Regions from separate parts of the Homo sapiens genome. Here all the other regions are linked to region 2. Evidence: read pairs that join two places in POLR2A ChIA-PET (ENCODE). Cell type or tissue: Panc1. All regions are shown on one strand. Links, peaks and the distances in the headings refer to the core of each region. The heading gives the core; the rest is flanking DNA. Region 1 overlaps PIP5K1A (phosphatidylinositol-4-phosphate 5-kinase type 1 alpha). Region 2 holds the start of SELENBP1 (selenium binding protein 1). Region 3 overlaps POGZ (pogo transposable element derived with ZNF domain).

Region 1 (11,151 bases), core at 3,143-8,142, 170 kb before region 2:
AATACAAAAATTATCCGGACAGTAGTGGCGTGCATCTGTAATCCCAGCTACTTGGGAGGCTGAGGCAGGATAATCCCTTGAGCCTGGGAGGCAGAGCTTGCGGTGAGCCGAGATTGGGCCACTGCTCTCCAGTCTGGGCGAGAGAGTGAGACCCTGTCTCAAAAAAAAAAAAAAAGAAGTTGCGGTAGGAAACAAGAGAAACGGAAGGGAGTAGAGAAACTAAGAAAGTAAATGGAGGCCTAAGAAGTAGAGAGAACTACTTAGTGTGAGAGGCAGGTGGAATCTAAGTTGATTGTGGGCTAATTGGATGAAAATGTTGAAGAGAAGCCATGGGACTTAAAAGATATCGAAAAGTTATTGGACGCTTTCGATTTCTGGAGAGGTAGGGAATCGTGAATTTTGTTGGGTGGGCGGGAGTTGTTGAAGCCATCTTTTCCCTCAGATACTCCCCCCTAATGTGTCACCCCTTCTCACTTCGCACCCCCACCCTTAGGGCCGCACAGGCACACAGACACACATACATACTTTCTCAGACTAATTCCTTTGGTGATTCCCAACTCTAAACTGCCCAACTTTGGGAAGGAATGGAAATTTTGAAGAGAGTCTAAGGAATGTAGGAAATTAAGGTCAAAGACCTTAAAAACAGATGGGAAAGATGGAATGGAGTCTTGAATTGCAGTAGAGACTGCGAGAAGTGATGTTTTGGAAATTAGGCCTGAGAAGAAGAAAGATGGGTGGGGGGGTGACTGTAAGTGTTGTGGGGGAGTATTGCATAATAGAAAAATGGACTGGAAGAATGCTTACGCTGTATCAGGAGATTGGAATTTGGAGAATGGAGCCAGGTTAATGTAGAGAGCTCAGCGTATTAATAGTTAAAAACGAATGAAGATTGAGGGAGGGCTGAGGAGGCTCACAAGAAAAGCAGTAGATTGTGTGTAGGGGAGAAAGTGTGTGTATGTGTGTCGGGTGGGGGGGCGGGAGGTGAGTCAGAAACTGAGCGCTTCCATCAGAAGTGTCTGGTGTTTCACAGTAACTGCTGCTTCTACACTGGAATAGACGCTGCCAGATGTTGGATGCTTTGCTTGAGATTTTGGTATTTCCTCAGGCCTGGTGTTGCGTTTTTGCTGTTTAGAATTTGCTGAATAGGGTTCCTTCCACCTTTCACATTCCAGCTCAGATGCTGAAATATCTAGTCACACATATCTTCTTAATAAGCTGCAGTTTTATTTATTTTTAATAAATCTCTATTTTTAGTTTGTTGAGAGGGGATTTTTTACCTTTCCTATAAAAGTATTAGGGGACCAGAACAACTCATGCTGCATTATAAGCATGAAATAGGATAAAGTAAAAGTGACAGGGTATTTATTTATTTATTTATTTATTTATTTATTTTTGAGACGGAGTCTCGCTCTGTCGCCCAGGCTGGAGTGCAGTGGGGCCATCTCGGCTCACTGCAAGCTCTGCCTCCCGGGTTCACGCCATTCTTTTGCCTCAGCCTCCCGAGTAGCTGGGACTACAGGCGCCCACCACCACGCCTGGCTAATTTTGTTTTTTGTATTTTTAGTAGAGACGGGGTTTCACCGTGTTAGCCAGGATGGTCTCGATCTCCTGACCCTGTGATCCGCCCGCCTTGGCTTCCCAAAGTGCTGGGATTATAGGCGTGAGCCACCGTGCCCCACCTGGGTTTTTATTTTTAATAGAGTAGCTCCTTAATTTGAAACCTGCTTCCCCTCTAATCCCCAACCCAGAAAGAAGAAGGGTTGTGTATGGTCCATAAACAAACTTCTCAACTATTAAGTCAGGTGTTTGCTTTGTACTCTTTGGTATTTTTGTAGGTCTTTATGTTTTCTGTCAGATCCTCTCACTAACAGTTAATAATACAGATTGTATAAATGTTTTTGTGGTTTTTTTTTTGAGACAGAGTATCATTCTGTCACCCAGGCTGGAGTGCAGTGGTGCCATCTTGGCTTACTGCAACCTCTGCCTCCCAGCTTCGAATGAGTCTCCTGACTCAGTCTCCCAAGTAGCTGGGAATACAGGCATGTGCCATCATGCCTGGCTATTTTATTTTTTTGTGTTTTTAGTAGTGATGGGGTTTCATCATGTCAGCCAGACTAGTCTTGAACTCCTGACCTCAAGTAATCCGCCCACTTCGGCCTCCAAAAATGCTGGGATTACAGGCATATCGCAAGGTCAGGAGTTCGAGACCAGCCTGGCCAACATGGTGAAACCCCATCTCTACTAAAAAATACAAAAAAATTAGCCAGGCATGTTGGCGCAGGCCTGTAATCCCAGCTACTTAGGAGGCTGAGTCAGGAGAATTGCTTGAACCCGGGAGGCAGAGGTTGCAGTGAGCCGAGATCACACCACTGCACTCCAGTCTGGGTGACAGAGCAAGACTCTGTCTCAAAACAAAAAAAAGGGGGCAAAAAGTGGCTAAATTTCAAGCTCTTGATGGACTATGGAAAGATTATAATGGCCTCCACCAAATCCAAACATGGTAATTGCTCCAATAGCAAAAGTAGTTAAACATCTCTTAGAGCTTATGGTTTGCTTTACTCTGTGTATTTCACTTGTCAACAGTGTAAAAGCTGACAGCTTAATGGTGAAACTATCTTTAATATTGGCAGGGAACAAACTCTCCTAAATAACCTCTCCTTCCCAATTTAAATGCCAGAAGATTGGGAGTGCCTAGAAGTTGTGAGTGGCTTATCAAAAACTGTCAATATGTCCTTGGCTATGACATTTTTGTTTTATATCCATTTTCAGCATTGTCAGAGAACATTGTCCTTTAGGATTTCAGAGTTTCACCAAAACTTAAGTGGAGTTCAGCTAAACAGCTAAGAACAGTAAATGGTTTTAGGGTGGTTGACACGCACACTTCTTGAATTTCTACAGGGCCAGCCTTCTAGCCTTTAACAATTCAGGAAATCATAAACCATCACTTGTTCCTGCCAACTTCCTAATTCCTCTGGTACCATGCAGACAAAGAAACACTCTCTTCCAATCGCAAATAAAATCTTTTTTCTCTTTTTTTAGGTGGACTCTTGCTCTTGTCACCCAGGCTGGAGTGCAGTGGGGTGATCTTGGCTCATTGCAGCCTCAGCCTCCCGGGTTCAAGCGAGTTGCCTGCTCAGCCTCCCAAGTAACAGATTACAGGCACCTGCCACCACATCTGACTAATTTTTGTATTTTAGTAGAGACAGGGTTTCACCATGTTGGCCAGGCTGGTCTCAAACTCCTGACCTCAGGTGATCCACCCATCTCGGGCTCCCATAGTGCTGGGATTACAGGCGTGAGCCACCATGCCCTGCCAGTAAAGTCTTTTTTTTTTTTTGAGAGGGAGTCTCTCTCTGTCGCCCAGGCTGGAGTGCGGTGGAGCAATCTTGGCTCACTGCAGCCTCAGCCTCTAGAGTTCAAGCGATTCTCCTGCTTCAGCTTCCCAAGTAACTGAGATTACAGGCACCTGCCACGTCTGGCTAATTTTTGTATTTTAGTAGAGATCAGATTTCACCATGTTAGTCAGGCTGGTCTCAAACTCCTGACCTCAGGTGATCCTCTCGCCTCAGCCTTGCAAAGTGCTGAGGTACATACAGGCTTTAGCCGCCGCCGCTGGCCTTACTTTATGCCCTTTTTACCACCATGAGGAGAGTAAAGAATTTCTGTCTTGGAGGCTTGATTTGAAGTTAGTGGTTGGGTTAGAAGGGATAGGATACTAAGGTGTACACTGCTCCTATGAAATAAGAGTTGTGGAGTAAAATCATGTGTGACTTCCTCAAGGAAAAGCACTTGAGGCTGGGTACAATGGCTCACACCTATATTCTCAGCACTTTGGGAGGCCAAGGCAGGCGGATCACCTGAGGTCAGGAGTTTGAGACCAGCCTGGCCAACATGGTGAAACCCTGTCTCTGCTAAAAATACAAAAATTAGCCGGGTGTGGTGGCAGGCACCTGTAATCCCAGCTACTCAGGAGGCTGAGGCAGGAGAATTGCTTGAACCCGGGGGACAGAGGTTGCAATGAGTCAAGATCACACCATTGCATTCCAGCCTGGGGGACAAGAGTGAAACTCCATCTCAAAAAAAAAAAAAAGGCCAGGAGCAGTAGCTCACGCCTGTAATCCCAGCACTTTGGGAGGCCGAGGTGGGCGGATCACAAGCTCAAGAGATGGAGACCATCCTAACCAACGTGGTGAAACCCCGTCTCTACTAAAAATACAAAAATTAGCTAGTCATGGTGGCACACTCCTGTAGTCCCAGCTACTCGGAAGGCTGAGGCAGGAGAATTGCTGGAACCCAGGAGGCGCGGGTTGCAGTGAGCTGAGATCACGCCACTGTACTCCATCCTGGAGACAGAGTGAGACTCTGTCTCAAAAAAAAAAAAAAGAAAAAAGAAAAGCACTTAAACCCTAGATAATCATGAGCTGTGTAGTTCCTTTTGCTTCAGACTAGAACATTTTTAAAATGGTCATCGCTCACCTATATGATTTTATCATGTGCACAAATGATTTAGACATAACTTTACAGCTGCTTACCTGACTTTTTCTCCCCCTTAACGGCTCAGGGAGATCCAGAGGATACAGTATTGGAGCATTTTTGCTTGGGACTTTTATAGTAGGGACAGCTTCATCAGTCTGTGATTCTGATTGCTTTGTTCTTCCCAGCAGAGCCCTACCTGTAACCTGCAGTAATCTGTTAACTCCAGTAGTAGGGATTATTGTTGATATATATATATATTTTTTTGAGATGGAGTTTCGCTCTTGTTGCCCTGGTTGGAGTGCAATGGCGCGATCTCGGCTCACTGTAACCTCTGCCTCTGGGGTTTGAGTGATTCTCCTGCCTCTGCCTCCTGAGTAGGTGGGATTACAGGCACCCGCCAACACGCCCGGCTAATTTTTGTATTTTTAGTAGAGACGGGGTTTCGCCATGTTGGCCAGGCTAGTCTCAAACTCCTGATCTCAGGTGATCTGCCCACTTCAGCCTCCCAAAGTGCTGGTATTACAGGCGTGAGCCGCCACGCCCGGCCTGTGGATGTTTTTTTGATCTGTGTTCTGTTGTGTACAGTGTAAGCCATTTGTAGGCTGATTTCTTTCCTAGTTCTTCCTCTTAGTGAAAAGTAAAGCAGTTTAGATCATGTTGAATGATAAACTGAAATTTAGAAATGCAAACATAGAATACAATGTCAGAATATCACCAGGTGCCATTTTGGTTGATATTTTATAAATAGGGAGATATTTTTCTGTTTACTCTCCATAGGGATTTTGACACTTTCCACCCACCCCTTTTTCCTTTTGTCACCTTGGTATATTCTGCCAGAAAACTGACATCAGAATGTCATTGCTTCTGATCGATTTATTTCTGCCATGACACTCAAGCCCATTGTCAGTTATAATTAACTAGTCTAATAGGTATCCAGTTTCTGATATTAATTGATAATGTGTACTTACACGTTAGCGTTGAATATCAAAATAGTACGTTTTGCTTATTAATGTCTGTGGGCTTTTTTAGGTTAATTTAAAACTCTTCTGATTAATACCTTTGCTCAAATATGTGCTACCTAATAGCTATTAAATATTTTATTAGCCTGTTTTTCTTGGATAATAAAGTGGAAACTATAGCCTGTGAAGTGAACAACAGAGATAATACCAGGCCAGCTAGCAAACTGGGGAGAGGGAAGGTGGTAATTTTATCCTTTAAATTGTTCTCTCCTAGAATGTTATTTATTATTTTTTTGAGACAGAGTCTTGCTCTGTCGCCCAGGCTACAGACCAGTGTAGTGCAGTGGTGCGATCTTGGCTCACTGCAGCCCTTGCCTCCCAGGTTCAAGCGATTCTCCTGCCTCAGCCTCCTAGGTCACTAGGATCACAGGCGTGCGCCACCACGCCCAGATAATTTTTGTATTTTTAGTAGAGGCGGGGTTTCCCCATGTTGGCCAGGCTGGCCTTGAACTCCTGGCCTCAAGCGATCCTCCTGCCTTGGCTTCCCAAAGTTCTGAGATTACAGGCGTGAGCTACTGCCCGGCCTCTCTCCTAGAATTTTGGAGCATTCTTACTTGACGTAAAGAAGGGAACAAGAGCCGGGCATGGTGACTCACGCCTGTAATGCCAGCACTTTGGGAGGCCAAGGCAGGTGGATCACCTGAGGTCAGGAGTTCCAGACCAGCCTGGCGAAACCCTGTCTCTACAAAAAATACAAAAATTAGTCAGACGTGGTGGCGTGCTCGTGTAATCCCAGCTGCTAGGGAGGCTGAGTCAAGAGAATCACTTGAACCCAGGAGGCGGAGGTTGCAGTGAGCTTAGAGTGCACTACTGCACTCCAGCCAGGGCAACAGAGCAAGACTCCGTCTCAAAAAAAAGAAAAGGGAACAAGAAAACTTATCAGTTTATTTTTCTTTCTTCTTTTTACTGGGTTTCCTTGATCAAGGACAAAAGTGTACTTCAAGAATATACTCTTTCCTGATGGCCAGGTAGAGAGGGAATCTTTGTTTTTCTGTGCTCCATACCCAGCCCAGAGAGACTGAATGAAACACCGATGGTGTTTCCTAGAGGAAACCCTAAGAAGCCCGTTTCCCCTATTGCACCTCACTTCTCTGCCCTTTCCCATCTAAACAGAGAATTTAATTTCGACATATGTTTATCCTGTTTTGTTCATATCTCCTACAAGCTTTTATTCTTTTACTGTTTTCTATTTGAAGTGAACTTTTTTCCCTCAACCCCTCCATCTTTTTAAACTGTCTCCATTTTTCTTTATTCTCCTGTGAAATTTCAGTCTGTTTATTTGTAATGGTTGTATTCAGTATGTATTAATTTACAAATATCTAATTCCTGGAAAATCTCTCTTGTTGGAATCTGAGGAAGACATTGGCAAAAAGAGAGGAAGGTAGGTCTGTTGTAGGGAGTTCAGCATATTCTTATTATTTACCTTGTATACTTAACTGAGCAATATGGAAGTAATCCAGAATAAGCTGTCCAAAAAGATTAGAGATATTGGTTGGGGGTGGGCAAAGGGGAGGTGAGCAAAGGAAGTTGGCGAGAGGGAATGAGAAGAGGGTTTTTTGTTCTTGTTTGTTTGTTTTTAGGATATTTAATTAGAGTATATTAATACTTTTTTTGTTTTGTTTTGTTTTGTTTTTTGAGGCGGAGTTTCACTCTTTTGCCCAGGCTGGAGTGCAGTGGTGGGATCTCAGCTCTCTGCAACCTCCACCTCCCGGGTTGAAGCGATTCACCAGCCTCAGCCTCCCAAGAAGCTGGGACTACAGGCACGTGCCACCACATCCGGCTAATTTTTGTACTTTCAGTAGAGACAGGGTTTCACCATGCTGGCCAGGCTGGTCTCTAACCCCTGACCTCAGGTGATCTGCCCACCTCAGCCTCCCAAAGTGCTGGGATTATAGGCGTGAGCCACCTTCCCGGCTATTTTTGTATTTTTAGTAGAGACGGGGTTTCGCCATGTTCGCCAGGCTGGTCTCGAACTTCTGACCTCAGGCGACCCTCACTGCAACCTTCGCCTGCTGGGTTCAAGCGATTCTCCTGTCTTAGCCTCCCTAGTAGCTGGGATTACAGGTACACACCAACATGCCTAGCTAATTTTTGTATTTTTAGTAGAGATGAGGTTTCACCATGTTGGCCAGGCTGATCTTGAACTCCTGACCTCAAGTGATCTGCCCGCCTTGGCCTCCCAAAGTGCTGGGATTACAGGCGTGAGCCACCGCGCCTGGTCTGAAATATGTTCATTTTAATCCAGCAGAATTCATTGCTGTTTCAAGATAGAACCAGATTTGGAAATAAAATTGGAAGGTGGCTATCTGCCAAAAATTTCAAGTGCCTCTTGGCCATGGGTAGCTTATTCAGGAAACCCAAGTCTTTTAAGGAAGGACTTGGATTTTTTTCTTAATTTCAAAGAACGTTTTTGTGCCAAGGGATACATATTTGAGGTCTGAGAACCATGAAACTTGTTTGTAGGATTAGAAGCAAAAGTTGACTAGAGGGAAATGTAGAGTTATTTTAATTTAACTCCCTCATTTTCCAAATTAGGAAACTGAGGTAAAGATGTTGCATAAAGGCTGTATGTTACCAAGATTAATCTTTTTTTTTTTTTTTGAGATGGAGTCTCGCTCTGTCCCTCAGGCTGGAGTGCAGTGGCGTGATCTCGGCTCACTGTGACCTCTGTCTTCCAGGTTCAAGTGATTCTGCTTCCTCAGCCTCCCAAGTAGCTGGGATTACAGGCGCACGCCACCACGCCTGGCTAATTTTTGTATTTTTAGCAGAGTCAGGGTTTCACCATGCTGGCCAGGCTGGTCTTGAACTCCTGACCTCGTGATCTGCCTGCATCGGCCTCCCAAAGTGCTGGGATGATTACGGGCATGAGGCACCACACCTGGCCATCAAGATTAATCTTAATAAATATGTTGCTCCTTCTTTTTTTTTTTTTTGAGACAGAGTTTCGCTCTTGCTGCCCAGTCTGGAGTGCAGTGGTGCGATCTTGGCTCACTGCATCCTCCTCCTCCTGAGTTCAAGTGATTCCCCTGCTTCCCTAGTAGCTGGGATTACAGGCACATGCCACCACGCCTGGCTAATTTTTGTATTTTTAGTAGAAATGGGGTTTCTCCATGTTGGGTCAGGCTGTTCTCGAACTCCTAACTTCAGCTGATCCACCTGCCTTGGCCTCCCAAAGTGCTGGGATTACAGGTGTGAGCCACCGGGCCCAGCTGGCTCATTCTTTGATATACTGCTTTTAATTGGCTATTAGCTGAGGTGACCCCAGGACTGGTAGATCAAATTGCTTTCAAGCTTTTGTTTCTAGGGACATCCTTGCACTTCTGACTGTTTCCTAGAAGAGCGTTAGGAAAAATTTACACCAGCTAAGAAACAAAATTTAGCTTTTCTCTGAAATGTGGCTTGGTTTTCTTTTCTTTTTTTTTTTTTTTTGGAGATGGAGTCTCACTCTGTCGCCTAGGCTGGAGTGCAGTGGTGCAATCTTGGGTCACTGCAAGCTCCACTTCCCGCTTTCAAGCGATTCCCCTGCCTCAGCCTCCTGAGTATCTGGGATTACAGGCGCACACCACCACGCCCAGCTAATTTTTGTATTTTTAGTAGAGACGGGGTTTCACCATGTTGGTCAGGCTGGTCTCGAACTCCTGACTTTGGCATCCACCTGCCTCAGCCTCCCAAAGTGCTGGGATTACAAGTGTGAGCCACTGCGTCCGGCCGTGGCTTGGTTTTCTTAATTTGCTTGATCCAGTCATTATTAAGGATGTTGTAATGGTACGCTTTTTTTTTTTTTTTTTTTTTTTTTTTTTTGGAGACGGAGTCTTGCTCTGTTGCCCAGGCTGGGGTGCACTGGTGCAATCTCGGCTGACTGCAAGCTCCGCCTCCTGGGTTCACGCCATTCTCTTGCCTCAGCCTCCCGAGTAGCTGGGACTACAGGCGCCTGCTACCACGCCCGGCTAACTTTTTGTATTTTTTTTGGTGGGGGTGTTTCACCGTGTTAGCCAGGATGGTCTCGATCTTCTGACCTGGTGATCTGCCTGCCTCGGCCTCCCAAGGTGCTGGGATTACAGGCGTGAGCCACTGCGCCTGGCCGCTTTTTTTTTTTTTGAACACACTTCCTTAGAGCTATGTGTTCAGCAGTACTTCTCAGGAGGCAGGTTGACATTTCAAGAGTATTTTCAGTTGAAGAACAATTTGTGTCTCCCACCTGCAGGCGTATAGAGTGTCTTTCAGTATTCCAAGTTAACTAGGACCAGAGAGATTGCCTCAGATAATCCAGCAAATAACTGGGTAGATTTTGTTTTTGTTCTATTATATTGTAAGGGATCTTGCTTTTTTTCTTTCCCCCGCCCAAGACAGAGTCTTGCTCTGTCGCCCAGGCTGGAGTGCAGTGGCACGATGCCATCTCACTGCAACCTCCGCCTCCTGGGTTCAAGCAATTCTGCCTTAGCCTCTCTAGTAGCTGGGATTACAGGCGCGTGCCACCATGCCTGGCTAATTTTTTTTTTTTTTTTTTTGAGATGGAGTTTTGCTCTTGTCGCCCAGGCTGGAGTGCAATGGCATGATCTCTGCTCACCGCAACCTCTGCCTCCCAGGTTCAAGCAATTCTCCTGTCTCAGCCTCCTGAGTAGCTGGGATTACAGGTATGCGCCACCATACCTGGCTAATTTTGTATTTTTGGTAGAGATGGGGTTTCTCCATGTTGGTCAGGCTGGTCTTGAACTCCTGACCTCAGGTGATCCGCCCACCTCAGCCTCCCAAAGTGCTGGGATTACAGGTGTGAGCCACCGTGCCCCGCCTGTATTGTTAGTAGAGACGGGGTTTCACCATGTTGGCCAGGCTGGTCTTGAACTCCTAATCCTAACCTCGTGATCTGCCCACCTCAGCCTTCCAAAATGCTGGAGTTACAGGCGTGAGTCACCACGACTAGCCTGCATTTTTTTTTCTTTCTTTTTTCTGAGATGGAGTCTTGCTCTGTTGCCCAGGCTGATTGATGTGCAGTGGTGCAATCTTAGCTCACTGCAATCTCTGCCTCCTGGGTTCAAGAGATTCTTGTGCCTCTGCCTCTCGAGTAGCTGGGATTATAGGTGCCCGCCACCGTGTCTGGCTAATTTTTGTATTTTCAGTAGAGACGGGGTTTTGCCATGTTAGCCAGGTTGGTCTCGAACTCCTGACCTCAGGTGATCTGCCTGCTTCCGCCTCCCAAAGTGCTGGGATTACAGGTGTGAGCCACTGCGCCCGCCCTCCCCGGCCCCCCCACTTTTTTTTTTCCTCGAGACTGGATCTCACTCTGTCATCCAGGGTGGTGTGCAATGGCATGATGATAGCTCACTGTAGCCTCAAACTCCTGGGCTGAAGTGATCCTCCCACCTCAGCCTACTCAGGATTACAGGCATGGGCCACCACACTGCTGTTTTTTTTTTTTTCTTAAGTAGAGACAGTCTCATCATATTGCTCAGTCGATCTCAAACTCCTGGCCTAAAGCGATCCTCCTGTCTCAGCCTCTCAAAGTGCTGGAATTACAGGCATGAGCCACCCTGCTTGGTGTGGCGCTCCATCTTTATCAACCAAAAGTCCACTGAGAGTTAGCATTTTAATTCCAAAAAAGCTGCTTATCTCTTTGTGCTCTATGTAGGAACTATTGACATACATATATATTTTTTGA
Region 2 (8,557 bases), core at 536-5,535:
CCCCAGCTCCCCACTCAGGTTTTCTAGCATTTTCTGGAGGAGGGCCTTCCAAATTAGGGGCAGACAGAGCAGGCAATGGGTGATTGGAAACCCCTCTCCTTACCCATGCTGCCGACTGGTACACTTTGATCCCGGCGGGTTTGCTGTGCTGGTGTCAGAGGCCGCTGTTCCGGGGAAGGAGCGAAGGGAGGGAATTTATACAACCAGCTGGGGGTGGGGCAGAGAAGGAGGAGGGCCCGGGCTGTAGCCCAGAGTAAACTACTCAGGGCAGCTGGCCAGGATACTCTCAAGTGGCCTAGGGCAACTGGTGTTTGAATTATGGGGTGTGCGTGTATGTGTTTAAGTGTGTATGTGTGGGAGCCTGTGCTTTATTTATTTATTTATTTATTTAGAGACAGGGTCTCACTCTTGCCCAGGCTGGAGTGCAGTGGTGCGATCTCGGCTCACTGCAACCTCTGCCTCCTGGGTTCAAGTGATTCTCCTGCCTCATCCTCCCGAGTAGCTGGGATTACAGGCACCCACCACCATGCCCAGCAATTTTGTATTTTTAGTAGAGAAGGGATTTCACCATGTTGGCCAGGCTGGTCTCAAACTCCTGACCTCAGGTGATCCACCCGTGTCGGCCTCCCAAAGTGCTGGGATCACAGGTGTGAGCCGCTGCCCCTGACCAGCTCGTGCTCTTTAGTGGGTGCCTGGGTGTGTGTGGATTTGTGTGTCTGGGCATGTGTGTGTTCCTGTATACCTGCGTGTTGCTCGTGCACGTGCCTGCATGAGTGTGTATCTGTGCCTGTGTGTGAATTTCCACGTGTGTGAATGTGCCTGTGAGTGTGCTTGTGTGTATTTGTGCGTGTGTGTGTGTGCGCGCCTCTGTATGTGCCTACCAGAGTATCTACGCCTGTGTGTGTGTGTGTGTGTGTGTGCGCGCCTCTGTGAGTATGTGCTTGCTAGAGTATCTACGCCTGTGTGGACATGTGCATAAGTGCTTGTGTATGTGTAGTGTGTGGCTATGTGGCTGTGCATGTGCTTGTGTAAGCCTGCGCACGTATGTGTTCCTGTGTCTCCAAATGCTCGTCTTTGTATTTGGACCTGTCTCTTAGCATTTAGGGGCACCCGGGACTGTGGGCCCATCAGCCAGGGTCACTTCTTCCCTAAGATTGCCCTCTTATTCCAGATATTCATACTCTTTGGATAAAAGCTCTGGGGTGAAGTTTTTATTGGCTAGGAAAAAGAATAAAGTCTGGGCTTGAGATTGCAAGTAGAATACAGGGTTTCCAAACCAGAGTGGGGGAAGGGGAGCAAAATTGGGCCTTGGTGCATTGGGTATCTGTCTTCCTGGCTCCCATCAGTGAGGGATCATGTGCCCATCAAGGAAGACTCCCTGTGGCTGCCCGGGGCAAGGGTCTTCTCTTATCCCCAGCGCCACTCAACCCCTCTTGGCTCCATCCTGCATCTATTATCCTCACCATTGTGCCATCAGCCTGCCAGGCATCAAAGAGAGTCTTGTGTGTGCAGCTGCCCCACGGGGAAGGCCCTGAAGGCTGCTTCCTTGTCTTTGCCAGCTTCCTCCTGTCCTGACTACCTCCACTCACCCTGCCTTCACCCTTCCCTCTGGCCCTCCCCTCTTCCTCCTCCTGAGGTCTCCATCTCCTGCCTCCTCTCTATTCTCCGGCTTCTTGGCTTGGGTTAGTCCACCACCCAAGATCTGAAAGAGAAAGAAACTTTATCCCCACCTTCTCATAAAAAATTATTGAGTCATTAACTTAAAAAAAAAAAGGCTGTTATTTTGTTTGTTGTGGTCTGTCATTGACTACCTCTTTCATGCTCCTGAGCTCTGACCTGGCTGGTCTCTGCAGCAACTCCATGGCACCCCTCACCTCTGCCTGTGGTTTTCTCCCTGAACTCTTGCTCTACAGCCAGCAGGTGGTTGGGGAAGTTATCCTAATCTGGGCTACAGAGGGAGGCAGTAAAGGTAGAGGGGCGATTCTCCTGCCTCAGCCTCCCGAGTAGCTGGGACTACAGGTGCCCACAACCATACCTGGCTCATTTTTGTATTTTTAGTAGAGACGGGGTTTCACCATGTTGGACAGGCTGGTCTCGAACTCCTGACCTCAAGTGATCCACCCACCTCCGCCTCCCAAAGTGCTGGGATTACAGGCCTGAGACACCGTGCCTGGCTGACCTGGATAATTTTTAAATTTTTTTTGTAGAGATGGGGGGTCTCACTATGTTGCCCAGACTGGTCTCAGACTCTTGGGCTCAAGTGATCTGCCTTGGTCTCCCAAAGTTAATTTTGGATTTTTAAAAAAATAATAAGTACTGCTTTTGTAACTAAAAGCTCAAATAAATATATTAAAAGAAAAACTATAAGGAAGATGAAAGGAAGGATGGAAGGTCACATGCAGTGCAGGTGAGGGCCACAGTGAGGGCCCATGCTGGGGAGAAGGACTGGCCCCGGTCCCTTTTGAGCTACAGCTCTCCCAACCAGCTGCCTATCCTTCCCTCTGGAGCACCTCTTTTGAGCCAGATATGGTAGACAAAGTGGTGAACAGGGCAAAGTTGCTACCTTCATGGAGATGACTTTTTAGGGGAGATGACTGATAATCATGCAAATACACAAATAAATAAAATCACTTCAGATAAGTGCTGTGAAGGAGTAGGGTAATGTAGGGGTGATGCAGCATTAGGTGGGGTTGCTTGGTATGTATGGGTACAGAATTATATGCAAACAAACAGTACAAAAGAACTAAAACAAACAAACCAAAAAGCACAAACGTGCACAAAATGCCTGTAAGGCATAAAGGTAGCAGCCCATGGAGGTCTGAGGCAGGACTGGCTGGAGAGGTTGGAGTTTTCACCAGCTAAGTAGAGTTTCAGAGCCCTGTTCTGCTCATTTCTCCTTATATTAACAGACCAACTCCATACCCTCAGGGATGTGTAGGAGATGTGAAGGGAGTAGCGTTTACTGAGAACCTGCTACTAGAGGTGACGGGCGCCATGCCGGGCCCTACACACTAACAATTAGCTCAGGTTCCGCCCATGGCACAGCTGGAGAGGTTAAATGCCTTTTTCTTTTTCTTTCTTTTCTTTTTTTTTTTTTGAGACAGAGTCTCCCTCTGTCGCCAGGCTGGAGTGCAGTGGCGTGATCTCTGTTCACTGCAACCTCCGCCTCCCAGGTTCCAGTGATTCTCCTGCCTCAGCCTCCTGAGTAGCTGGGACTACAGGCGCATGCTACCACGCCCAGCTAATTTTTGTACTTTTTAATAGAGATGGGGTTTCACCATATGGCCAGGCTGGTCTCAAACTCCTGACCTTGTGATCTACCCGCATTGGCCTCCCAAAGTGCTGGGATTACAGGTGTGAGCCACCGTGTCTGGCCTGTAAATGCCTTTTTCTTCATCTTACATTCAGGAAACAGAGTTTTCCCAATTCACTCCGTTGCCCACACTTAATGCACTGTTTCTGAATGACAGTGAGTTCAAAGCCTGCTGCTCAGGGTAATAACATGGCTCAGAGAAGAGAAATAATTTTTTTTTTTGAGACGGAACGTCACTCTGTCACCCAGGCTGGAGTGCAGTGGCAAGGTCTTGGCTCACTGCATGTTCCATGTCCTAGGTTCACGCCATCCTCATGCCTCAGCCTCTCGAGTAGCTGGGACTACAGGTGCCTGCCACCACGCCTGGCTAATTTTTCATATTTTTAGTAGAGACGGGGTTTCACCGTGTTAGCCAGGATGGTCTCTATCTCCTGACCTCGTGATCTGCCTGCCTCGGCCTCCCAAAGTGCTGGGATTACAGGCGTGAGCCACCGCGCCCGGCTGAAATAATTTTTTTTAATGCCCTCTGCCAGGGCTGTCTATAAAAAGCATGATTTGAGAACCACTTGGAGGACTTTCTCCTCACTGCCAATCCACTCAGAAATATCCTCCCTTTGGCCTGCCATTGATGCTTGAAACTTCACCAATAGCAGTTTATTTCTTTGTGTTACTACCAGATGGCCTCTTCTCACCTCCTGGCTACAGTGAATGTCTCTGGAGTGGTAACCCTTTAAGCTCCTAGTACTGCAGCGCCACTCAGTTTTATCAGAAGCCTGTGTCCCAGTGGGCAGCACTGAAGAGTGGCTGGGGGCCTATCATATCCAGGGAGATGCTAAGGTTGGGGACAGAAGGTGTTTAAAAAGCAAATGTTATCGTCTTGACTCCTTACCTCTATTGCTTAAAGAGAAGGAAGAATAAACAGTGAGGTGGCTCACACTTGTAATTCTAGCACTTTGGGAGGCTGAGGCAGGTGGATCCCTTGAGCTCAGGAGTTCAAGACCAGCCTGGGCAACATAGTGAAACACTTTCTCTACAAAAATTACAAAAATGAGCCAGGTGTGGTGGTGTGCACCTGCAGTCCCAGCTACTCGGGAGGCTAAGGAGGAGGATCACTTGAGCCTGGGAGGTGGAAGCTGCAGCAAGCTGTGATCATGCCACTGCACTCCAGCCTGGGCGACAGAGGAGGCTCCATCTAAAAAAAAAAAAAAAAAAATTATAAGCCATTTTGTTTCAGTTATGCCTCCTAGCCTGTAGCCTCCCTCCACCCTGAATTTTTTTGAAACATTGCTTTAATGTTTCAGAATATATCTCTTTAAAATAGGAATTCTGAATTGGGTATGGTGGCTCACTCCTGTAATCCCAGCACTTTGAAAGGCTGAGGCAAGAGGATTGCTTGAGCCAGGGAGTTCAAGACCAGCCTGAGCAACATAGGGAGACCCCGTCTCTATGAAAAAAAAATTACCTGTGGTCCCAGCTATTCAGGAGGCTGAGGTGGGAGGATCACTCAAGCCCAGGAGTTTGAGTCCAGACAGGACAACATAGCAAGACTCTCATCTCCTAAAAAAAAAAAAAGGAAAGGAAAGGAAAAAGAAGGGTCTGACTAGAACAGAAATTATGTATCTTGTTACACATTTAATGCACAAGAAGAAAAGATGAGGTGGGTTTGAAAACCAATTATGCAGACTGGAAGAGGTAGCAGCAACTTTGGTTACAAGGACACAGGTGACGCTTGCCATCACCAACACCCTCTCTCCAGCCTTTCTCCTGTGCCAAGCCTGGCTCCAGAAGAACTGAGACAAGAGCCATAAAATGGCTTTCATGCAATAATCTCCACCTTTACGAGGCCCACTTGGCTAGCACCCATTCATTTAAGAGTCCTGAGAAGAAAGAATTACATCAGTCTTGGTTAATGGCCCAAATTAAGCCATCAAACCCCTAATAAAGCTTCTATTTTGAACATGTTACAATACTTGAAATAAAATTTCCAAAGGAAAATAAAAGCCCTTCCATTTGGGGGCAGGAAGAATCTTTGGTCCCTGGGGTCATATCCCTGAGTCACAGTTTCTCTACTAAGGCTCAGGACGGGCAGAAACAAATCCCCTTCTTTGCGGAGCCCAGGCCTCCACTTTCTCACCTCAGCACCTGAATGCTGCCTGAGAAGAAGTTAGGGGATCCTTCTCCCAGTGTCCCAGAAGGACAGGAGGCCAGAGACTTTGGGAGACATGGCCTCAGGTCTACATGGAATTGGGAGGAGGCCCGGGCAGGGGCTTCACTGCCCATCCTGGATCTGCTGTCTCTTTTGCATCATATCCACCCGGCTGGTTTCCTTTACAATCTCCTCAGGGTCACGTCCATGTGCAGGAATGCTAAAAGTGCTATGTGGGATATGGGAGCCCCAGATTTCCTTTCTCACCTTTTCAAAAGGTGCTCAGAAACCAAAGTTTAAAAAGGCTTAAACTGAAAATAATAGCTGTTCCCAATATACAGTAATCTTTAACAAATCAATTGGAAAAAGATAAATTACACAAAGAAAAACATTCCAAGGATATGAAAATACAATATAAATGGCTAATAACCATAAGAAAACATACCTGGTCTCATTAGCCATTAGAGAAATGCTGGTTAAAGCAACAAAAAGATATGATTTTCAAAAATAAAAAGATTGATAATATTCAGGATCAGAAGGAGTGTGGGGAAAAGGACCACTCCTGTATTCTACTGGCAAGACTATAAAATGGTGGAACATTTTTAGAAGGAAATTTAGCAACATCTAGCAACATTTTAAATGGAAATCCACTTCTAGTGATCTACCTTATGGAAATCAATAAGTATATAAATATATAAATATAGGATGTTCATTGCAACAATGTTCTTAATAGTGAAAGGTTGGAAACAACCAATAGCAGAATGGTGAAATATATTATGGAACATCCATAGTATGAAACACCAAGCACCTTAATGTGTAGTTTTCTATATACCAACACAGAAGGATATCAATAAATACGGTGGAGGGGTGGGGGAAACCAGAAAGTATAATCTCATTTCATTTTATTTTTTATTTTTTGAGACAAGAGTCTCGCTCTGTCACCCAGGCTGGAGTGCAGTGGTGCCATCCTGGCTCACTACAACCTCCGCCTCCCGGGTTCAAACAATTCTTCTGCCTCAGCCTCCCAAGTAGCTGAGATTACAGGCATGTACCACCAAGCCAGGCTAATTTTTTTGTATTTTTAGTAGAGATGGGGTTTCGCCATGTTGGCCAGGCTGGTCTTGATCTGCCTGCCTCAGCCTCTCAAAGTACTGGGATTACAGGTGTGAGCCACTGTGCCCAGCCTCATTTTAATTAAAACTACATAAAAATTAAGCTATATAGTTTTAACTAGTTAAATTTATATTTATTTATTTATTCATCCATCTATACGTTCATAGAAAAGGATTTGGCTTATGATTGATGTCAGTATTTTGGGAGGCTGAGGCAGGCAGATTGCTTGAGCCCAGGGGTTTGTGACCAGCCTGGGCAACATAATGAGACACCGTCTCTACAAAAAATTAAAACAATTTAGGCCTGGCAGGCTCCTGTAGTCCTAGCTACTTCGGGGGTGGGGAAGGTGTGCTGAGGTGGGAAGATTGTTTAAGCCCTGGAGGTCGAGGCTGCAGTGAGCTGTGATTGCACCACTGCACTCTGGTCTGGGTGGCAGAGTGAGACGCTGTCTCAAAAAAAAAAAAAAGTAGGCCGGGCGTGGTGGCTCACTCCTGTAATTCCAGGACTTGGGGAGGCCGAGGCGGGCGGATCACGAGGTCAGGAGATCGAGACCATCCTGGCTAACACAGCGAAACCCCATCTCTACTAAAAATACAAAAAAAAAAAAAAAAAAAAAAATTAGCCGGGCATGGTGGCAGGCGCCTGTAGTCCCAGCTACTTGGGAATCTGAGGCAGGAGAATGGCATGAACCCGGGAGGTGGAGGTTGCAGTGAGCTGAGATCGTGCCACTGCACTCCACCCTGGGCGACAGAGCAAGACTCCGCTTAAAAAAAAAAAAAAAAACCTAAAGAAAAGGATTTGTAGAGATAAAGCTTCCCTTATCATGCCAAATGTAGCTAACAGTGGTTACCTCAAGAATTGGATTACAGGGAGCAATTTTTATTTTTCACATTATGTATCAATCATATTTTTAAAATTTTATATTAAGTTTGAAATACATGTGTAAACAATTGAAACAGTGAAAGAATACAGTAACATTTTTGCCTATAAGATGGGCAAAAAATTTAAAGGTTAAAATCTTGTATTGGTGAGACTATGCGGCAAAGGGACCACTCATTTAGGACTAATGAGAGTGTCAATTGGTGCCTTACTAACAAAAACAATTTGTCAATACCTCACAAAAGTTAAACTGTGCATACTGTTTTACCTAGGAATTTCACTTCAAGGATGCAATCCCATGGAAATACCTGCACAAGTAGGCAAGAAACAGGTACAGGTTGAGGCGGTGGCTCACGCCTGTAATCCCAGCACTTTGGGAGGCTGAGGCAGGTGGATCCCCTGAGGTCAAGAGTTCGAGACCAGCCTGGCCAACATGGCAAAACCCTGTCTCTACTAAAAGTATAAGAATTAGCCTGGCGTGGTGGCACACACCTGCAATCCCAGCTACTTGGGAGGCTGAGGCAGGAGAATCACTTGAACCTGGGAGGTGGAGGTTGCAGCGAGCCAAAATTGCACCACTGCATTGCAGCCTGGGGCGACAGAGGGAGACTCTGTCTAAAAAAAAAAAAAAAAAAGAAAAAAGATATAGGTACAGGTTGAGCATCCTTAATCTGAAAATCTGAAATCCAAAATGCTCCAAAATCTGAAATGTTTTGAGCACCAGTGTGACACCACAGGTAGCAAATTGCGTGCCTGACCTCACGTGTTGGGTCACAGTCAAGACTTTGTTTCATGTACAAATTATTTAAAATATTGTATAAAGTTACCTTCAGGCTATGTGTATAAGGTGTTTATGAAACACAAATAAATTTGCGTTTAGACTTGGGTCCCATCCCCAAGATATTTTAATATATATATATGTATTCCAAAATCTGAAAAAAATCTGAAATCTGGAACACTTCTGGTCCCAAGCAGTTTGGATAAGGGATACCCAAACTGTAATAATAAAATAACAACAGCTATCATTTATTAAATACATGGTACTGTTCGAAGTACTTAGGGATAAAGAAAGAGAAATGAACCACATCCACCTCATATAAAAGCTT
Region 3 (11,151 bases), core at 749-5,748, 53 kb after region 2:
CTATGTTTGAGGCTTCCTTTTACTGTTCTAACTCTAGGCCAGGGGTCAGCAAACCACAGCACACAGATCAAATCCAGCCCAGCTACCAGTTTCTGTTTGGCCCATAAGCTAAGAATAATTTGTATGTGATTTTTTTGTTAAGGTTTTTGTTTTTTTTAATCTTGCAGAACTGAAGCTATATCCAATAAAAACCTCCTCACCATTCTCCCCTCGCCTCCACCCCGGCAACCACAATTCAACTTTGTCTCTATGAATTTGACTACTCTAGGTACCTCAAGTAAGTGGAATCATATGGTACTTGTCCTTTTGTGACTAGCCTATTTCACTTTAACATAATGTCCTCAAGGTTCAACCATGTTGCAGCACATGTTGTAGCAGAATTTCCTTTCTTAAGCCTGAACAATATACCATTGTATGTGAATACCACATTTTATTTATCCCTTTATCAGTTGATGGACCTCTGTGTTGCTTTCACCTTTCAGCTATTGTGAATAATGTTGCAATGAACATAGGTGTACAAATACCTGTTCTAGTCCCTGCTTTCAATTCTTTTGGGTATAGAATGGAATTCCTGGAGCATACAACAATTCTATCATTTTTAACTTTTTGAGGAACCACCATACTGTTTCCAAAGTGGCTGCATAATTTTACATTTCCACCAACAGTGCGTAAGGGTTCTGCTTTCTCCACATCCTCAACAATATTTGTTATTTTATGGTTCTTTGATAGTAGCCATCCTAATGGGAGTGAGACGGTACCTCATTGTGGTTTTGATTTGCATTTCCATAATGATTAATAACACTGAGCACCTTTTCATGAGCTTATTGGCAATAACTTTCTTTGGAGAAAGGTCTATTCAGTCCTTTGCCTACTTTCCTACTTTTTTTTTTTTTTTTGAGATGGGGTCTTTCTCTGTTGCCCAGACTGGAGTGCAGTGGCACAATCTCGACTCACCACAACCTCTGCCTTCCAGGTTCAAGCAATTCTTGTGTCTCAGCCTCCCGAGCAGCTGGGAATACAGGCACACACCACCACGCCTGGCTAATTTTTGTATTTTTAGTATAGACGGGGTTTCACCATTATTGGTCAGGCTGGTCTTGGACTCCTGACCTCGTGATCCACCTGCCTTGGCCTCTCAAAGTGCTGGGATTACAGGCATGAACCACCACGACCAGCGAGTCCTTTGTCTATTTTTTAAAAAGGTTGTTTGGGAGTTTTTTTGTTGTTGAACTGCACAAATTCTTTATATATTCTGGATATTAACCCCTTATTAGATACATAATTTGCAAATATTTTCTCCCATTCTGTGGCTTCCCTTTTCACTGTGTTGACAACGTCCTGCACAAAAGTTTTAAATTTTGATATAATTTAATTTACTCATTTTTTCTTTTCTTGCGTATGCTTTTGGTGTCATATCCAAGAAATAGTAATCACTGTCAAATCCAGTATCATGAAGCTTTTTGTCCTATAATTTTTCTAAGAGTCTTATAGTTTTAGTTCATTTAGGTCTTTGATCCATTTTGAGTTAATTTTTGTATTTATTGTAAGGTAAGATCCAACTTCTTTTGGACATGGATATCTAGTTTTCCCAACACCATGTTTTAAAGGTTTTTACTTTTTTTGAGACAGGGTGTCGTTCTGTTGCAGTGGCATGCTCATGGCTCACTGCAGGCTCAACCTTCTGGGTTCAAGCCCAAGCCATCCTCTCACCTCAGACTTCTGAGTAGCGAGGACTGCAGACATACACCACCACGCCTGGCTAATCTTTTTTTTTTTTTTTTTTGTAGAGATGGGATCTCACCATGTTGCCCAGGCTGGTCTCAAACTCCTAGGCTCAAGTGATCCTCCCGTCTTGGCCTCCCATAATGCTGGGATGAGGTGTGAGCCACTATACCTTGCGGTTTTTATTTTTAAATGGTTGAAATAAAAGAATAAAACTTTTCGACACATGAAAATTTTATGAAACTTAAATTTCAGAGTCCATAAATAGTTTTTAGTGGAGCACAGCCATGCTCATTCGTTTATGTATCTGTGGCTGCTTCCCCACCACAACAGCACAGTTAATAGCTGCAACAGAGGCTATATATTGTGCACAAAGCCTACAACTTTACTACTAGGCCCTTTACAGAAAACATTTGCCGACCCCTGCTCTAGACCACTGAAAACCCTCATGCTCATCATTCTCAACCTGAAGATCTCTCTACCAAATCCTAACTTTAAAACCTTGCTCAGAAATCCATCTCTTCCATGAAGTTATCTTTCATTATCTCACCCATCTTTAATCAATCAATTTCACTAATCTCCAAAGCACAATTACACACATAATTTCTTGGAGCTGATTCAGTTACACTTTTTGTAAGTGGCTTTCTCCTTACTAAAGTTTCTGTAAGAACAAACTACAGCAGCTGTATTTTATTTTATTTTTCTATTTCTGAGTATAAAGCTCTGATACAACAAACACTTTATTAATGTTTTTGAATGACTGGCTGCTCAGAGTCTTTCAGGTTATTGTACCTTTCATTGAAGACTCAGGTCCGCTGGTTCTTTGAGAGCCATGAGCAGAGCTGTTGTTGGACACCACCACTGGCCCAGGACTCTGGCCCAGGGAAGGGATGGTGTTAAGGGTATTCACCAATTTGGCCACTTCATTGCTATTTTCGCCTGTAACACCAGGTCGCTTCACAGTGACAAAGCTGGCAATGCTCACTGCAGGTGGAGAGGGGAAGGAGGGAGCTACGGTGACCAAGTGATAATCATCTGTTCTCCACCCACCATCCCAACCTGGCTCTGCCATCTCCTCTTCCGAAGCCTTACCTAGCTTGGGATTCGTGGTCTGGTTTGACTGGCCTGGAGACTGAACAGCTAGTTGCCCCAGTGAGGTTGGCTGTGTGGCAGTGGGAGTGGTAGAAGTGCTGGGAGTGGACTTGGTCTGCTGGGACTGGGACTGTGGGACGGTGCTTCGAATGGTAAGAGTGGCCGGGATGACGGTGGTGAAGGTGTTGGTGGTGGGCCTCACAGGCATTGTGGAGCCTGGCCTCACAGGGGTCATCTGGGAGAACACTTGTGGAACTCCAACTGTCGGCTTAACAAACTGGGTACCTGGGGCTTTAAAAGAGAGACAAAGTACCAGATCTTGGTCAGTGAGCTCACCTATAACACATTCTCCCTGCCTTTACTGGAAAGATTATTTCCCCAAACTGATGGATGATCATCAGAGGTTTCCAAGAGGAGTATAGATTCTAAAGACTAAGAAAGCACAAGGTGTCCATGTTGACAAAATAACCTGGGCAGCCTAAAAACATTAAGTTAAATAAGACTCCCATCAACTCCTCCTAAAACACCTTATCACACTGCCTTTTTAATTCTAAGAATACAATCAGTGGCTTGACCTCGGTACTGGAAGAAAAGAGTGGGAAGCAATATGGGTGTATATAGGCCAAATGGCAAACCTGGTCCTGAAAAAAGAAATCAGTCTTTCTCAGAGTACTAAAGGAGTCTTCCATCCTCTTCTATCAACTCAGAAGACAGACTATGCCATTCTACTAGGATGTCCCAAAGAGGAATGTCTCCTGGCTCAACTGTAGACAATTCCACTGAGAAAAATAAAGAAATGCCAGGGTAAGCTGGTCAGACTTAAACCCCTATGGGCTACGAGAACAAAAAACAAAACCTTAGGAAGACAAGCTACAGAGGTACCCTTACAAATAGCTAAATTAAGATACTCTTTTTTGGTCTGAATTGTAGTAAACTTATACATGCTAAATAGAGCAATGGAAAATTCTAAGATTTTAAAAAAATTATCCTTCTCAGAATCTTAAAAAAAAAAAAAACTATCTAGCAGAATCTTAAAAAAAAAAACTATCTAGTCATTGACAGTATTTATCCATAAAAGGAATGTCATTTGTTTATATCTAAAATCTATGCTATAAAATTAAAACAAAGTTTATAATCCCACCGTGCAAATGAGGAGATGTGTAAGGAGTGTAGAATTTATGAGTTTGCATTAATAACATAGTCTTAATAGCTGACTAAATACCAGTTACAGAAAAATGACTGTAAACTCTGTTTTACTACTTGATGAAGGGTGGTGAAAAGCTAAACAGAAATAAATAAAACCACCACCCTGGCCAAAGGTTAGAAGCAGATTTTTTAAAATTGGGCTTAAATCATTAATATTTTTATATTTTTAGATTTTCTTTAAATGTACTTACTAAATGACTTAGGATATTTAGAACAATAAAAACAAATCTTCTGGATGCCAGTTTATTCCAAATGGATAGACATTTTTCCTTACCTGGAACTAGTGTAATTGGTCTAACCGTTTGGCCTTGCTGTACGTTCAGCACAATCCCAACCTGATTCATTGCATTTTGTACAGGCCGGACATTCCTTACAGGAAATCCCTGTATTAAAAAGCAAAATGATCTTTAACATGGAGACCAATTAACACTGACAAAGATTGCAGTATGACCTACATCCAAAAAAAAATTCCCATACTCTTACTTAATGGTTCTTTCTCTAGAATTAGAGGTTTCAAATGACTGAGAGGGAAAAATTTAGGAAATTCTGGCAAACTTTTGAGAGACAAAATATCAAAATTAGAGAACAAGCTTTGGTACACATGAGCAAAAATGAAAACCTATTTCCTGACTTAAGAGAGCATCGGCTTAAAAAAACCTCATCAACAGACTGGCTCCCTAAAGTGCTAAATGAACAGAAGTGGGGGTGGGGGGCAGGGGGAAGAGCAATGTTCACTGGAGTGATTCAACATACAAACAATCCTAAAAAATTGTTCCCAAAGTCTACTTCAAAGGCCATAAACCTTTGGCAAATTCATAAGAATTTACAACTCAGGAAGCCACAGGCAAAGAGAAGCATTTGCCTTTAGAATCCATATTCAGAATTAGGCTTTCAACTTCAATTCAACACATTATATATCAAATAAGTCATCTTCCTTGTCTCCCAAAGGTCTCCATGAACTCCACCAATTACATACATACATCTCCAAAAGTTAACTAATTCATCCCATGTGAAGAGGAGCAGTCCACGCAAAGGGTGAAAAGCCTCAAGAGCCAAGCGTTAAGGCTTCCTAATTCAAGTTTTCCCACTATTTCTGCCTAGACTTTAATCAAATCACTTAATAAACTTCTAAGGGGTTTAAAGAAGATATTACCCAGCCATACTATGCTGGGCTTTCCACAGTTGGCATCAAATTACAGAACAGTAAAAGAGAAAGCCAGGTCAAAAGACAAGACTTAGAACCACTTCTAATGACGCCAAAGACCCTAAGTCAGAGTTTTCAGAGGTTTATAGTCTTTCTCTCCTCTAGCAACCTTGGAATTCAGAGTCCTACTCACCTGCGTAGTGATAAATATTGGTTGTGAGGCCACAGGGGAACTAGTCACATGATTGGCATTCTGCATGACCTGAACAGGCCTCAATACTGGTTGAGTAACCATTGTGCCCAGACCTGGGGCTGGATTCTGGGTCAGGATGAGTGGCTGTCCACCTTGCTGGACCAAAGGATTGCCAGCTAAAGGGTAAAGGAAGAAAAAAAAAAAGGAATGTTAGAAACAATGTTAAACCCACATTTTACTTTATTTTATTTTATTTTATTTTATTTTATTTTATTTTATTTTATTTGATACAGGGTCTCACACTCTGTCACCCAGGCTGGAGCACAGTGGCACAGTCACGGCTCACTGCAGCCTCAAGTTCCTGGGCTCAGGTGATTCTTCCACCTCAGCCTCCCAAGTACAAATCCACATTTTATTAGAAACAGAAATGGTGTCCTATATGCCAAAATATCCAAGACTGCCACTCATCTCAGGTTTAATGTGACCAAACTCACCAAAAATTTAAGTTTCACCCAAATCTACAACTAACAGAAAAACAGATGGGTAGGGGAGGTTCACTAACACTTCACCCATATGTCTTCACTGGGGATGAAAGACACATTAGAATTCTATGTGGCTAGCACCCTGACTCTCATGATTTAAGTGACCACACATAATCTCCCCCACCAAATCAGCAGAACAAAATATGTTAAGTCTTTTTCCATATTTTAACTAGGTAAAACCTATTTTATTAGAAGATAATTTGTTAGCTAATCCCCCTTAATTTTTTAAAAAGAATATTCATCAACAAACATTAATTCAGCAAGCACACAGAATCTAAGGAATGGTTTCTCTTCCTAGTGAGTTAAATCTGAGAAATGCAAGATTCTTTAAGCAACCACTGGGAACCCAGAGACTGACAGGCTACCTACCGTAGCCCTCTCTTTATGTCATCAGGGGTGATAATCAGAAGACCTGGACAAAAACTAACCCACACCAAGTAAAAATGACATGATTTCAGAAGATAATGATTCATTCATGAATAAATATTAATAAACTGGGCTATTATTGAAATATCTTAAATTCTTTTCATTTGTGAAAAATTTTATAAATATTTTTAAGTCCCCTATTTCATGACATTTGGTGAAAAAACCAATACTAAGTTTCCTGATTTACAAAGTATACTCAAAACCAGATAGAAAATTTCAGAGAGCCAATATACCTAAGCCAAAGAGTCAAGCAGGCCAGGCATGGTGGCTCACACCTCTAATCCCAGTACTTTGGGAGGCCAAGGCAGGCACATCACTTGAGGCCAGGAGCTCAAGACCAGCCTGGCCAACACAGCAAAACGCTGTCTCCACTAAAAATACAACAATTAGCCAGGCATGGTGGCGCATCCCTGTAATTCCAGCTACTTGGGAAGCTGAGGCAGGAGAATTGCTTGAACCAGGGAGGCGGAGGTTGCAGTGAGCCAACATTGTGCCACTGCACTCCAGCCTGGGCGACAGAGCAAGGCTCTGTCTCAAAACAACAACAACAGCAACAACAACAAGAAACAAAAAACCAAAGAGTCAAGCAAAATATGGCCTCAACTTTTTACCCAAAATCACCAGAATGGGATGGGCCCCTCTGAAATGTATGTTCCACTTGGCAGGTTATATCACCACAGTTAACTACAAAGCTAGACCACCAAAGGAATAGGTATGTAGGTGGCTACTAATGGGCCAGCAGTGGCTTATCTTATACTCTCTCAGAAACTGAGAGCTCATCAGTAGACTAGACCCTCAGTTACTGAGCCAGAAGACCAGTGATTGTAGAGGCAGATAGATAAATAAAACAGAAAATTCCAGCAAGTTCTATCCATGTTAAACTATACTGGCAATTTATCTATGGTGGGTTTTTTAAATTTTTAAATGTTTTATTATGGAGAAGTTAAAACATACATAAAAAGGGAACGCTATAGTGAACCCCTATGCAACCACCACCCTGCTTCAATAATTATCAATGTATGGCAAGTCTTATTTCATCTATACCTTCTACATACTTACTAGTTCCCATATCACTTTAAAGCAAGTTCTAGATCATATCATCTATAAGTATTTCAAAATATACCTTCTACATAAGAACTTCAAAAAAAGATAAAAGAATCATACCAACATAACTCCTGAACATTATAATAATTATTCAATATCAAATACCCAGTCAAAATTCAAATTTACTTGTATTTTTTAAGTAATTTGTCTGAATCCAGTTACAAAATGTTTGCAAAGTGCAACTGATGAACTAACTCTTTTAATCTATAGGTTCCCCAACCATCTCTTTCTATCCTTTTGAAATTTATGGTTGAAAAATATTGACTAAGCAAAAGTCTATATTTTTTAGTCATTATTTTAACTGCTAGGACAAAAGAAAATAAATTATCTCTTATTTATCCTAATTCTAAAAATTCTTAAGATAATTACTAGCTCAACATCCCAATTAAATACAAGAAGGGAAAGATGGAGGCTTTTTGCATTTATGGGAAATCAGTCAGCATTAGCAAGTCTCTTAAAGACAGACCAGGTTTCCATGAAACCCGTAAATACCATTATAAAGAATTTTAACAGCATTTTCTGCAAATATTTTCTCTTATATCAGGGTCAAGTTTAAATTTTGGTGGATTGTTAGAATTTTTCCAAAAAGGCTGGGCAAGGTGGCTCATGCCTGTAATCCCAGCATTTTGGGAGGCTGAGGTGGGTGGATCACCTGAAGTCAGGAGTTTGAGACCAGCCTGACCAACACGGAGAAATCCCGTCTCTACTAAAAATAACAAAACTAGCCAGGCGTAGTGGCGCATGCCTGTAATCCCAGCTACTCGGGAGGCTGAGGCAAGAGTATTGCTTGAACCCAGGAGGCAGAGGTTGCATTGAGCCGAGATCGCGCCACTGCACTCCAGTCTGAGCAATAAGCGAAATTCCGTCTCAAAAAAAAAAAAAAAAAAAAAAGAATTTTCCCAAAAATATGGTACAATCAAAAAGTGGTTTTCTAAGACCAGATTAGATTCACAATGCAATGGAAAGCAAAAGCCAGACTATGGAAAGTCATACTAGGTAAATTATACTTACTTATTTAGAAGCATTTTAATGATTTCTGCAATCTTTGCTCAAAGGAATTCTGACAATTCAAGTGTCTTACAAGGTTCTATTTCCAGAGGATGAAACAGGCAATCACAATTCTGGTGCTTTAAAAAAAAAGCCTTTAAAAGGATTATCCAAACTAGGGCAGTGGTATGCACCCGTAGTCCCAGCTATTTGAGAGGCTGAAGCAGGTGGATCACTTGAGCCTAGGAGTTCGAGTCCAGCCTGGACAACACAGTGAGACCCCCATCTCAAAAACAAAACAAGGCCAGGCGTGGTGGCTTACGCCTATAATGTCAGCACTTTGGGAGGCCGAGGCAGGCAGATCACTTGAGGTCAAGAGTTTGAGACCAGCCTGGCCATCATGGTGAAACCCCCATCTCTACTAAAAATACAAAAGTTAGCTGGGCATGGTGGCATATACCTGTAATCCCAGCTACCTGAGTGACTGAGGCATGACAATTGCTTGAACCCAGGTGGGGTCTTCAGTGAGCCAAGATTGTGCCACTGCACTCCAGTCTGGGCAACAGTGTGAGTCTCAGTCTCAAAAATAAAAAATGAAAAATAGCTAGGCATGGTGGTGTGTGCCTGTAGTCCCAGCTACTTGGGGGGCCGAGGTGGGAGGATCGTTTGAGCCTGGGAGGTGGAGGGTGCAGTGAGCCAGCTGTGTTCGTGCCACTACTGCACTCCAGCCTGGGTGACAAAGTGAGACCCCATCTTGAACAAAACAAAGAAAACCTAAGAAACAAATGAAATAAAACAATCCACCTCAGTGACAATTAATTCCATGAGTTTTCTTCTATACTTCAGACATCACATGGTATCAAGCACATTATTTTTTGAGACAGAGTCTTGCTCTGTCACCAGGGTGGAGTGCAATGGTGCAATCTTGGCTCACTGCAACCTCTGCCTCCTGGGTTCAAGTGATTCCCCTGCCTCAGCCTCCCAAGTAGCTGGGACTACAGGCACATGCCACCATGCCCAGCTCATTTTTTTGTATTTTAGTAGAGACGGGGTTTTACCATGTTGGCCAGGATGGTCTTGATCTCCTGACCTTGTGATCTGCCCACCTTGCACATAAATCAAAGAATTATGCAACTAACTTTCTCCCTCTAAGTTTGCTCTCTCTTGATTTTTTTCCTTCATTCTTTCTTTTTTTTTTTCACAAGGAGTTTTGCTCTGTCACCCAGGCTGGAATGGCATGACCTCAGCTCACTGCAACCTCTGCCTCCTAGGTTCAAGTGGTTCTTCTGCTCAGCCTCCCAAGTAGCTAGGAATACAGATGCCCACCACCATGCCCAGCTAATTTTTGTAGTTTTTAACAGAGACAGGGTTTCACTATTTGGCCATGCTAGTCTCAAACTTCTGACCTCAGGCGATCTGCCCGCCTCAAGCCTCCCAAAGTGCTAGGATTATAGGCGTGAGCCACTGCGCCCAGCCTTCCTTCATTCTTTTAAGTTTACTTCCATACCCTTAAAGCCCAGAAATAGAGGGCTAAATACAATAGGAACTGAAAACCATAATTAGTTATACTGTAAGAAATTTATAACATTAAATTCACATCATTCACAGCTCAGAATTAAGCAATAGTTTATTTCACCTCATAATGTTTCTTTCCTGTGCAAACATAAGATGAGTCAGAACTACAGGAATAATTTTAAAATACTGAGTAGTAAATTCTAAAGAACATCAAACAGAATAGTAAAAATATTCCAAAATTTTATTCCTGATACTTTCCTTTTTTTTTTTTGAGATGGAGTCTTGCTCTGTAGCCCAAGTTGGAGTGCAGTAACGTGATCTCAGCTCACTGCAACCTCCACCTCTCAGGTTCAAGCGATTCTCCTGCCTCAGCCTCCCAAGTAGCTGGGACTACAGGTAAATGCCACCACACTCGCCTAATTTTTTTGTATTTTTAGTAGAGATGGGGTTTCACCATGTTGGTCAGGCTGGTCTTGAACTCCTGACCTCAAATGTTCTGCTCACCTCGGCCTCCCAAAGTGCTGGGATTACAGGTGTAAGCCACACACCTGGCCTTGATACTTTCTTAAAAACAAAACACACACAAAAAACCAAACCCAGCTTTGAGATATAATCCACATACTGCCCATTTAAAATACACAATTCAGTGATTTTTTTTTATATTCCCAAGGCTGTGCAACCATCATCATCATTATTTAGTTCCAGAACATTTTCTTTTCTTTTTTTTTTTTTTTGAGATGGAGTTTCGCTCTTGTTGCCCAGGCTGGAGTGCAGTGGCGTGATCTCGGCTCACTGTAACCTCCGCCTCCCAGGTTCAAGCAATTCTCCTGCTTCAGCCTCCCGAGTAGCTGGGATTACAGGCACATGCCACCATGCCCGGCTAGTTTTTTATATTTTTAGTAGAAACAGGGTTTCACTATGTTAGCCAGGCTGGTCTCGAACTCCTGACCTCAGGTGATCCGCCTGCCTTGGCTTCCCAAAGTGCTAGGATTACGGGCGTGAGCCACCGCGCCTGGCCTAGATCCAGAACATATTCATCGCCCTCAAAAGAAACCTCATTTCCCCTAGCAATTATTCCCCATTCTTTTCTCTTCCCAGCCCCTGGCAACCACGAATCTAATTTCTCTCTCTGTGGACTTGCCTATTCAAGACATTTCATATAGATGGAATCATATAATATGTGACCTTTTGTGTCTGGCTTCTTTTTTCTTTCTTTTTTT

Evidence for each region. Peaks named below come from ENCODE experiments on the same cell type or tissue, not always from the same donor. Only the 100,000 strongest peaks of a DNase experiment are listed, where the experiment ranks them.
Region 1: POLR2A ChIA-PET joins it to region 2 with 5 read pairs; 8 of 35 experiments call an interaction of 5 or more read pairs at or near these places.
Region 3: POLR2A ChIA-PET joins it to region 2 with 8 read pairs; 10 of 35 experiments call an interaction of 5 or more read pairs at or near these places.

The regions. Positions count from the first base shown.
Region 1 is chr1:151,199,454-151,210,604 of GRCh38, forward strand. The region is part of intron 1 of PIP5K1A (phosphatidylinositol-4-phosphate 5-kinase type 1 alpha); the gene reads left to right. Among named protein-coding and RNA genes, the nearest start is that of PIP5K1A, 6.5 kb to the left of the region's middle. RefSeq lists a silencer at 11,106-11,151. In Panc1, for the core only: no CTCF peak of the experiment used is centred there; no DNase peak of the experiment used is centred there.
Region 2 is chr1:151,372,535-151,381,091 of GRCh38, forward strand. It overlaps SELENBP1 (selenium binding protein 1), which reads right to left and starts at 171. Exons shown (of 12, transcript NM_003944.4): 1 at 104-171. The coding sequence starts at 107. RefSeq lists enhancers at 1-108, 109-692. In Panc1, for the core only: no CTCF peak of the experiment used is centred there; no DNase peak of the experiment used is centred there.
Region 3 is chr1:151,425,309-151,436,459 of GRCh38, forward strand. POGZ (pogo transposable element derived with ZNF domain) reads right to left here. Exons shown (of 19, transcript NM_015100.4): 4 at 5,358-5,533; 5 at 4,295-4,403; 6 at 2,815-3,105; 7 at 2,515-2,733. Among named protein-coding and RNA genes, the nearest start is that of POGZ, 29 kb to the right of the region's middle. In Panc1, for the core only: no CTCF peak of the experiment used is centred there; no DNase peak of the experiment used is centred there.